3 separate regions of the Homo sapiens genome follow, and regions 2 and 3 are each linked to region 1. Evidence: chromatin contacts called from ENCODE Hi-C or POLR2A ChIA-PET data. All regions are on one chromosome and are shown on one strand. The core of a region is the stretch at or near the end of the contact, and the rest is flanking DNA. Distances in the headings are between cores, read along the strand shown. Region 1 holds the start of N4BP1 (NEDD4 binding protein 1). Region 2 holds the start of TENT4B (terminal nucleotidyltransferase 4B). Region 3 holds the start of ADCY7 (adenylate cyclase 7).

Region 1 (2,700 bases), core at 42-2,541:
TATCAATACAAAGAATAACGCTATTTTTTGTTAACATATTAAATATCCGGCCGGGGTGGCTCCCGCGTGTAGTCCCAGCACTTTGGGTGACCGAGATGGGAGGATGACTTGAGTCCAAGAGTTCGAGACCTGCCCGGGCAACATAGTGAAATCCCCTACCAAAAAAAAAAAAAAAAATGAGCCGGGCGTGGTGGCGCGCTCCTATAGTACTAGCTACTCGGGAGGCTGAGGTGGGAGGATCACTTGAGCCCGGGAAGTCGAGGCTGCAGTGAACTGAGACCGCGCCACACTGCACTCCACTGTGGGTGACAGAGTGAGACCCTGTCTCAAATAGAAAAAAATAGGTAAACATAAATCCTTTCTTTCTGACATTCTCCGAGCGTTTTATTACTATTAATAGTTTTTTTCCGATTCTCAAGAGGAACTGAGATCCCAAAAAGGCTCAGAACTGCAGTAGTGGAGGCCCGGGACTGGGGGATAAAGGCTTAGGTGGTGGACGAGGCTGCGGGCCCAGCAACAGGCCTTGCGTACCATCCTGGGGGCCGGGGAACTGACAACAACAGGCGACATGCGCAGCGCACCCGATCCGTGCCACACGCTGTGCCTGCGCTTCATACACATCCCCCACTTTCATCCTCGCGACAGCCCTCTGAGGTAGGTACTTTCGTCAGCGCCACTTTACAAATGGGGAAACTGAGGCTCCGGGGATCAAGCCGCTATCCAAGGTCACATGGCTCGCGAGCCGAAAAGGCACGTTCGCTGGCTCCCGAGACTGCGTTCCCAACCCAGGCGCATCGCGGCGGACGGCGGGGGCGGGGAGGAGCGGGAGCCCGGAGACCCGGACCGATCGAGGCCGCGGGCGCGCGGGGGCGGCGGCCGGACTCACCTTGGCGCTGTGCACCGCCTCCTGCGCCCCGCAGAGCTGCAGCCAGATGCGCGCGGGCAGCGGCTCCTCAGCCCCTAGCGCGCCGAGCACGGCTAGGCTCACGCCAAACAGGCCCTCGATACGGCCGCGGCTCTGCTCCAGCAGCTCCGCCTTCTCAGCTGGCGCAGTGAACTCGTCCAGCACCGCCCGGGCCGCCATGGCGGGCGCGGCCTCCCGCGGCGGCGCCGGGGGCCGGCGGCGGCGACGCCCCCTCAGCTTGCTGCCGCTGCTCCCAAGCCAGTCAGGCGGCGTCGGCCCTTCCCGGCCGCCTCGCCCCCGCCCGCGCCCCGCCGCCCGCCCTCAGGCCCGGCTATACCATCCCGCCACGACCGCAGCAGCTTGGCAATTGCTGGCAGCGAACCCCTCCGCCCCTTTGCCGCCGCCGCGGGCCGGGCCCCGCCGCCGCGCATGCGCCCCGGCCGCAGCCGTCATTGAGGCTCGCCGCCCCCTAGGGGAAGGGAGTAGGGTGAAGGCGACGGAAGTTGACGTCACCCTCAGTCGCCATGTTGGTTGAGAATAAAGGGATGGTTTTGGAGGCCTGGGCGGACTTCTTTGATGAGGGGAAACCGCTTTCGCGGGATCTGGTGGATGTAGATATATGGGTTTATAGTTGGGGAAACTTAATTGCCAGGAGGCGAGACTGAGAGTGTCACAGGGATTGGACTTGACCTCAGACATCTTGACGCTCAAACCAGGATTCTAGCAGTTGAGTTATTCAGTTTCACGTTAATCCACAGGCAGACGGGACTTTTCTTTCTCTGTTTCTTCCCTTCCTCCCTACCCTTTTACCTTCTTAGCTGCCCTTCTCACTTTTTTCTCTTTCCCTTTTTATTTCTTTCAGTAAAAATGGTAGCAAGAAGAGAAGAAAATGGGCATACTTACGGAGAATTGAAAATCAAAAAAATGATTAAGATAAATTCAAGAAGGCCGGGCGCGGTGGCTCACGCCTGTAATCCCAGCAGTCTGTGGGGGCAGAGGCGGGTGGATCACTCGAGGTCCGGAGTTCGAGACCAGCCTGACCAAAATGGAGAAACCCCCGTCTCTGCTAAAAAAAAAAAAAAAAAAAAAAAAAAAAAAAAAAAAAAAAAAAAAAATTAGCGCGGCGTGGTGGCACATGCCTGTAATCCCAGCTACTAGGGAGGCTGAGGCAGGAGAATCGCTTGAACCCTGGAGGCAGAGGTTGCGTGCGGTGAGCCGAGATTGCGCCATTGCACTCCAGCCTGGGCAAGAAGAGCGAAACTCCGTCTCAAAAAAAAAAAAAAAGATAAATTCAGGAGAGTGATTTCTTCTGTGAGGGAAGAAAGGGGATATGTTATGGGAGAAGCCCGAAAAGTGGGAGTTTGGGGGCTCACTCATGATCTTCCCTGGGACTGGAGCAAATAAACCCTAACCCCTCTCCAGGTCTGTTTTCTGATCTGTAAAATAAAAGAGTACACTCAGTTATCTCTAAGGCCTTTTCCAGGCCTTTATATTCTCTGAGTCCATGAAAACAGATTGTGGAAGATAAAGTGTTGGATTCCTTTCCTTCAGCTAAATATTGTGGCTATAGTAGATAGGGGCTCTGGGAATATTACCTCTCTCTGTTTTAATTTTTCATCTATAAAATGTAGATAATAATAGTACTTCCTATTGTGAATATTAATACAGCACCCAACACTGTAAGTGCTCACTGAACATTATTATTGCTAACTTAAGCAATATATTTAAGGCCTAATTTTCAGGGAAAATCTTTGTGTGGATTATGCAACCACAGTGAACTTGTGGGCCCAGGAGTC
Region 2 (2,700 bases), core at 172-2,671, 1.5 Mb after region 1:
GCCTGGGCAGCGCAGAGCAACTTCGTCTCTATGCCATGTTGACGCGTGCCTATAGTCCTAGCTACTCGGAGGCTGGGGCAAGAGGATCGCTTGAACCCAAGAGGCCGAGCCTGCAGTGAGCTGTGAATGAGTCACTGAACTCCAGATGACAGAGCAAGAGTTAGTCTCGAAAGAAAGAAAAAGGTAGAGCGACACTTAGTTCTTTGATAGTTTTCCACTATTTGTCATAAAAACTTTCCAGGATATTGAGCTCCCAAAATGGAAGGCCAATATCAGGCATCAGGGACTTGTTCTGGACGTTGGACCAACCTTAAAGGGCCCACATAGAAGCTGTTCACTTACTTTCTTTTAGTCTCTTGATTTAAAATACTTAACATTCCCCTTTCCTTGGCTTTTTAACCACTGAGATTTGAAAGACATGCAAATAACGACCTAGTGGACAATCTTTGCTGATGCTAAATCTTCATTTTAGGATTAAAAGGTTTTGGGTTTTCTTAAAATTTAATGCTGAACTCAGAAGAGCTTTCTAAGGCTGTTGGTGCACCTTAGGGCAGGAGAGCGTCTTTGCTACGCCGCGCAGGAGTGTGTCTGCTTCTCTGTGCATCTACACGTGTTTGCGTGTCCCTGTAAAGTGGGTTGAGTGTGCGGCTGCGGCTTTCCGCCCTTGGCTCACACTCTCAGTCTTAGTGGTCTCCCCCAGGGCTATGCATGGGGTACAGGTTTCTGTGGCCTCAGGCCGGGGTGAGGGGTCCCCCACCCCGGCCAGGGCGCAGCAGGGCGGGGCACACGTAGCCGTGCAGGGTCTCGCGCAGCCCGCGTCAGGACCCCGGGGCACACGCTCGGGCAGGGGGCGTGTCCCCACGCCACCAGAAAAAGTGTTATAGGCTGTTTTTTTTTTTTTTTTTTTTTTTAAAAAGAAAGTGTTTTAGAAAGCAGGCAGAAGCCAAGACGTCAGGAAGGGTTGCGAGGGCCCGGGATCCGGCGGCCACAGGGATGGGAGGGGCGAGGAGCGAGGGGCGGAGTGGCACCTCCCACAACGCGCTCCCTGCGGGGCGGGCGGCAACCTCCATGCGGCCTCGTCCACGCTCAGCACCGGGGAAGCCGAGGCGGAGAAGCCGCGCGCGCCTCAGAAGCTCCCGGACGCCCAGGTACGTGGGAGCACTCCACAGATGGCGCAAGTACGGTTGGGCCAGGCGGTTGCGGCCCCGTCGCGCCGCGGCCTCTGTGACGCACGGCGAGGCCTCCCGGGCTGCTGCGCGGCGCAGCGGGGGCGGGGCGAGCGCGTGAGGGCGGGGCGGTGGGGGGGGGGGGCGGAGCGAGAGGGGCGGAGCCGGCAGAGGCCCCGCCCCGGGGCCGGAGGAGCGAGGACGCTACGGAGCAGGCGCGTCTCGCTGCCGCCGCTGCCGCCGCCGCCGCTCGCTCTTCTGTGGAGCCGCCGCCGCCGCCGCCGCCATTTGCACGGGGACCCCAGTGACAGGGGCTCGGCGGAGGGGCGGAGGGGCGGAGGGAGGGGGGGAGGGCCCGCGGAGCCCCCGAGGGCGGGAGCGACGCCGCCGGCGCCGGCCGGGCTCCCTGCGCGACCGCGCCGCCCGCGGCGGGCCCCGAGCAGCAGCAGCAGCAGCAGCGGCAGCAGCGGCAGCAGCAGCAGCAGCCGAGGCCGGGCGTGCGCCTGAGGCGGCGGCGGCGGCGGCCCTGCGGGCGGCCGGGAGGGGCGGGGGCAGCGGCCGCCGCCGTTTGATGGATCCGAGGATCGCCTGGTTTCAGCCAGAGCAGCTCGGACCGTCCAACAGTCTGTGGATGCAGATCTGGGAGACGACCCAGGGGCTGAGGAACCTCTACTTCAACCACCACTGTCACAGCAGCGGCGGCGCGAGCGGCGGCGGCGGCAGCAGCAGCAGCAGCAGCACGGCCACCGGCGGGAGCGGCAGCAGCACCGGCAGCCCCGGCGGCGCGGCCTCGGCCCCGGCCCCGGCCCCGGCCGGCATGTATCGCTCCGGGGAGCGCCTGCTGGGCAGCCACGCGCTGCCCGCGGAGCAGCGGGACTTCCTGCCCCTAGAGACGACCAACAACAACAACAACCACCACCAGCCCGGGGCCTGGGCCCGCCGGGCGGGCTCCTCGGCGTCCTCGCCTCCCTCGGCGTCCTCGTCCCCGCACCCTTCGGCCGCCGTCCCCGCCGCCGATCCAGCCGATTCGGCCTCGGGCAGCAGCAACAAGAGGAAGCGCGACAACAAGGCCAGCACGTATGGACTCAACTACAGCCTGCTGCAGCCCAGCGGAGGGCGGGCCGCGGGGGGCGGCCGAGCAGACGGCGGCGGGGTCGTGTACAGCGGGACCCCGTGGAAACGGAGGAACTACAACCAGGGAGTCGTGGGGTGAGTGCTGGCTCTGCGGCCCGATGGCCTGGCCGGTGCGAATGCGCAGCCGGGCACACGCCCACAGAGGGGGGTTGTGAGGGTCTAGGAGCGGCCACCCCCACGGCCTGCCTTCGCTGCTGTTGCACGGGGGTGCTGCTGGCCATCCCCAACCCCCCAGTCGTTCACACCTTTCCCCAAGCCTCCTTAGCCGTCCACACCCTCCGTCTCCTGTCCTCCCTTAGTCGTCCACACCTTCCTCCCCTCCCTCTTAACCGTCCACACCTTCCCCAGGCCCCCCCCTTTATCCATTCACTCTCCTCCCATCCCCCTTAGTTAAACACAT
Region 3 (2,700 bases), core at 176-2,675, 1.7 Mb after region 1:
CATGCCAAGCCTGGGAGATCTTTATATATGCTAGGGAGGAGTCTTTTGTCAGTCATATAGGATGTGACTTTCTCCTAGTCAGTGGCTTGTCTTTCCCCTCTTTTGATGATGATGATGTCTGTTCCTTCTCTGCTCTGGGACATTTGCTAGGGAGACATTTGCTGATAGGAGGGCGACCCTGATGGGGAGGATCCCCTGAGGTCTCCCACTCCCTCCTGTGGCCTCTGGAGCAGCCTGGAACCCTGTGTGAGTCCTATGCCTGTCTCCACCAGATGGCAGACCTTAGATCACCTGCTAGTTCCCTGCATGGGGCCTGGCACAGAGACAGCACCTAACATGTTCAGTTCCTCCTGATCAGTATGTGTGGGATGTCTACTCTGTGACCAGCTGGGGCTGGACGCTGGGGACACAGCTGTTGATATTACAGCTGCCCTCCCATCTCTGCCCTCCTCAAGGATATAACCTAGGAAAGACAGACCAGCAACCAGTGGTCACAGCACAGAGGTGCTGTGATGGAGGAAGGTGCAGGGGTTAGAAGACCAGAAGAGGGGTGTCTGACCCTGGATGTGGGAGGTGGAGGAGGTACACCATTGCTTTGAGGAGCTCGTAATCCCAGGATGCCAGTCACATGCTCAGAAGGGCTCCCTGAGGACCAGGTGCTGCTGTGGCCAGCGGGCTGGAGGCCTCCCCCTCTGTTTTGGGAGTCTCCACTCTCTCCTCTTAGCCTCTCCTGATCTGCTCCCTCGCCACTGAGCGCCCCATGATCCCAGTGGGGAAACTGAGGCCTGGCATAGCAGAAGGGGTGCTGGGGTTTGATTCCCAGCCTCATGGTGCCCAGGGATGTTGGGGGCTCTCCAGGGACTCTGATTTTGGAATAGGAGCCCCAAGGATGGGCCTGCCCCTGCCCTGCTCCCAGCATGGGAGCGTAGGTGAGATGGAGAGGCAGTGGGCTGGGCTGGAAGATCTTTGACCTCTCCTGGGCCCCTCTCAGAGGTGGACGGGGCCACCTTACTACATAGATAGGGAAATTGAGTCCCAGGAAGGCGCGGGGGGCCTGTCTGTGAGCGTCAGAGCCCACAGGAGGCTCAGGCCAGGCCGCTAATTGCTAATTGCTCACTAAGGATGCATTTGCTCCCCACTTTGAACAGTTGTCTTGGGGCTTCTAATGGAGGTTTTTGGTGCTTGTTTTATTATTATTTTTTCAAAATTGTTCCAGCTTCAAGCTTCAAATTTCCATGAAGTCATTGGAGCCCGACAGCTCCCAGGCCTGGCAGCTCCCAGGCTGCGGAGAGCAGCACTGTGGCTGGGGGAGGGGGCCCTGCACACCCCGAGAGGCTGGGCTGTGGGCTGTGCCTTAGCCTTGCTGCCGCCGCCGCCGCTGCTGCCGCTGCCGGAGCAGGAAGTGGTGGGTCCCAGATGTGACTCACTCTCATTAGGTAGCGTGGAAGGAGCCTTCGGATGGGTGAGCCTGGGCGCGTCTGAGGAAGGGCAGGCGGGGGCCGGGCCACCTCCCTGCAGACCCTGGCCGGCTGCTGGGGCCGGGGAGGAGAGCCAGGTAAAAGTGGGGTGTGGGGATGGAGTGTCACCAGTCCTAGTGGCTTGAGCCCCAGGGGACGGGGCTGGACAGTGGGTGGGAAGCAGCTCACCCGGCAGCCTGGCCTGGGAGTGCACTGGGCAGGGTCTGGGCTGGGGGAGTAGGAGGCTCCGTGAGCCTACTGGGCAGATGGCTGGGAGAGGCGGCCCTTCAACAGGGGACCAGAGGCGACTTGTCACTGGCTTTTCCCAGCCTGACAAGAAAGTGCGGTTGTGACCACAATGTTGTACATGTGGCCCGTTCCATCTGGAATTCTAGGAACCACAGACTCTCAAATGTCCACACTCCTTCTCGAGGGTGTAATTTTACATTTACAAGCACACATGACTTTTCTCAATGAAAGGAAACATTGGCAAGGGAAGGCCAATTCAACTAATTTTATGAAATTATAAAACAAAAAACAAACAAAACCTCTGAAAGGAGTGCATGCCTGAGGGTCAGGAAACCAAGATGCCTCCAAAAAGCAGACTGGTTTCCCTTTCCCTGCAATGCCTCTCCTCTATCCCCCAGGGACCGCATGGGCCATCTGGAGTGGGTCTTTCTGGAGCGGGTCTTTCTGGAGCTTTCTATGCATTCATCTAAACATGTATGTACAGAGGGTGAGGCAGTTGCCTCTTCTCTGTGTCATCACATCAGGGTCAAGGGCAGGGACATCTGTGGCTGGGGGCTTCCTCCCTGGACAGCCATTGCTGGAGAGGAGAAGGGAGGGCCGGGAGGGGGAAGCCAAGGGCCTGGAGGTAGGGGCCAGGCCGAGCCACCTACGACAGGGGCCCTGGGTCCAAGGCCTGGACGGGCAGCCAGTGTGGGCTGGATGTGTCTGGAAGGGCTATGTGACCGTGGGCCTTCACTAGCATCACCATCTTGCAGATGGAGGCTGTGAGGGGTGGACTCAACACCAGTGTTTCTCGGAGTGAGGACCGGGCTGCCCAGGGAATCACAGGGGGTTCTAGCCTGTGTGTGGAAGGACATGTTTAAAATCTAAGTATTTGTCTTGGGGAAAAAAAAATCTGTAAATAGGACATTGCCATTGTGACATCATGACTGTATTATTGTCTTAGACGAGGCCAAAGGAGACATAAAAGTGACAAGCCAGCCAATTTGAGAGG

Evidence for each region. Hi-C counts contacts between places; a loop is a spot of excess contacts on that map. ChIA-PET counts read pairs that join two places held with the same protein, here RNA polymerase II (POLR2A). Pooled maps may share reads with other maps.
Region 2: a loop to region 1 is called in a map of CD8-positive, alpha-beta T cell, with 7 times the contacts of the local background. The contact joins the promoter of TENT4B here to the promoter of N4BP1 in region 1. A Hi-C loop is called at or near these places in 2 of 168 maps with a recorded cell type or tissue (CD8-positive, alpha-beta T cell and naive thymus-derived CD4-positive, alpha-beta T cell), 1 of 37 single-sample maps with no recorded cell type and 12 of 50 pooled maps. POLR2A ChIA-PET finds 5 or more read pairs at or near these places in 1 of 52 experiments (activated T-cell).
Region 3: a pooled map shows a loop between it and region 1 (11-fold over the local background). The contact joins the promoter of ADCY7 here to the promoter of N4BP1 in region 1. A Hi-C loop is called at or near these places in 6 of 50 pooled maps. POLR2A ChIA-PET finds 5 or more read pairs at or near these places in 2 of 52 experiments (activated CD4-positive, alpha-beta T cell and activated CD8-positive, alpha-beta memory T cell).

Annotation. Positions count from the first base shown.
Region 1 is chr16:48,608,889-48,611,588 of GRCh38, forward strand. It overlaps N4BP1 (NEDD4 binding protein 1), which reads right to left and starts at 1,292. Exons shown (of 7, transcript NM_153029.4): 1 at 887-1,292. The coding sequence starts at 1,084. It overlaps LOC124903687 (a long non-coding RNA gene), which reads left to right and starts at 1,422. Exons shown (of 2, transcript XR_007065063.1): 1 at 1,422-1,630; 2 at 1,767-2,325. RefSeq lists enhancers at 423-472, 1,423-1,472, 1,483-1,562 and a silencer at 783-1,382.
Region 2 is chr16:50,151,885-50,154,584 of GRCh38, forward strand. It overlaps TENT4B (terminal nucleotidyltransferase 4B), which reads left to right and starts at 1,422. Exons shown (of 12, transcript NM_001365324.3): 1 at 1,422-2,375. The coding sequence starts at 1,738. RefSeq lists an enhancer at 478-1,435 and silencers at 662-751, 972-1,141, 1,252-1,411, 1,642-1,741, 1,922-1,971 and 1 more.
Region 3 is chr16:50,265,126-50,267,825 of GRCh38, forward strand. It overlaps ADCY7 (adenylate cyclase 7), which reads left to right and starts at 1,426. Exons shown (of 26, transcript NM_001114.5): 1 at 1,426-1,555. RefSeq lists enhancers at 570-1,163, 1,109-1,198.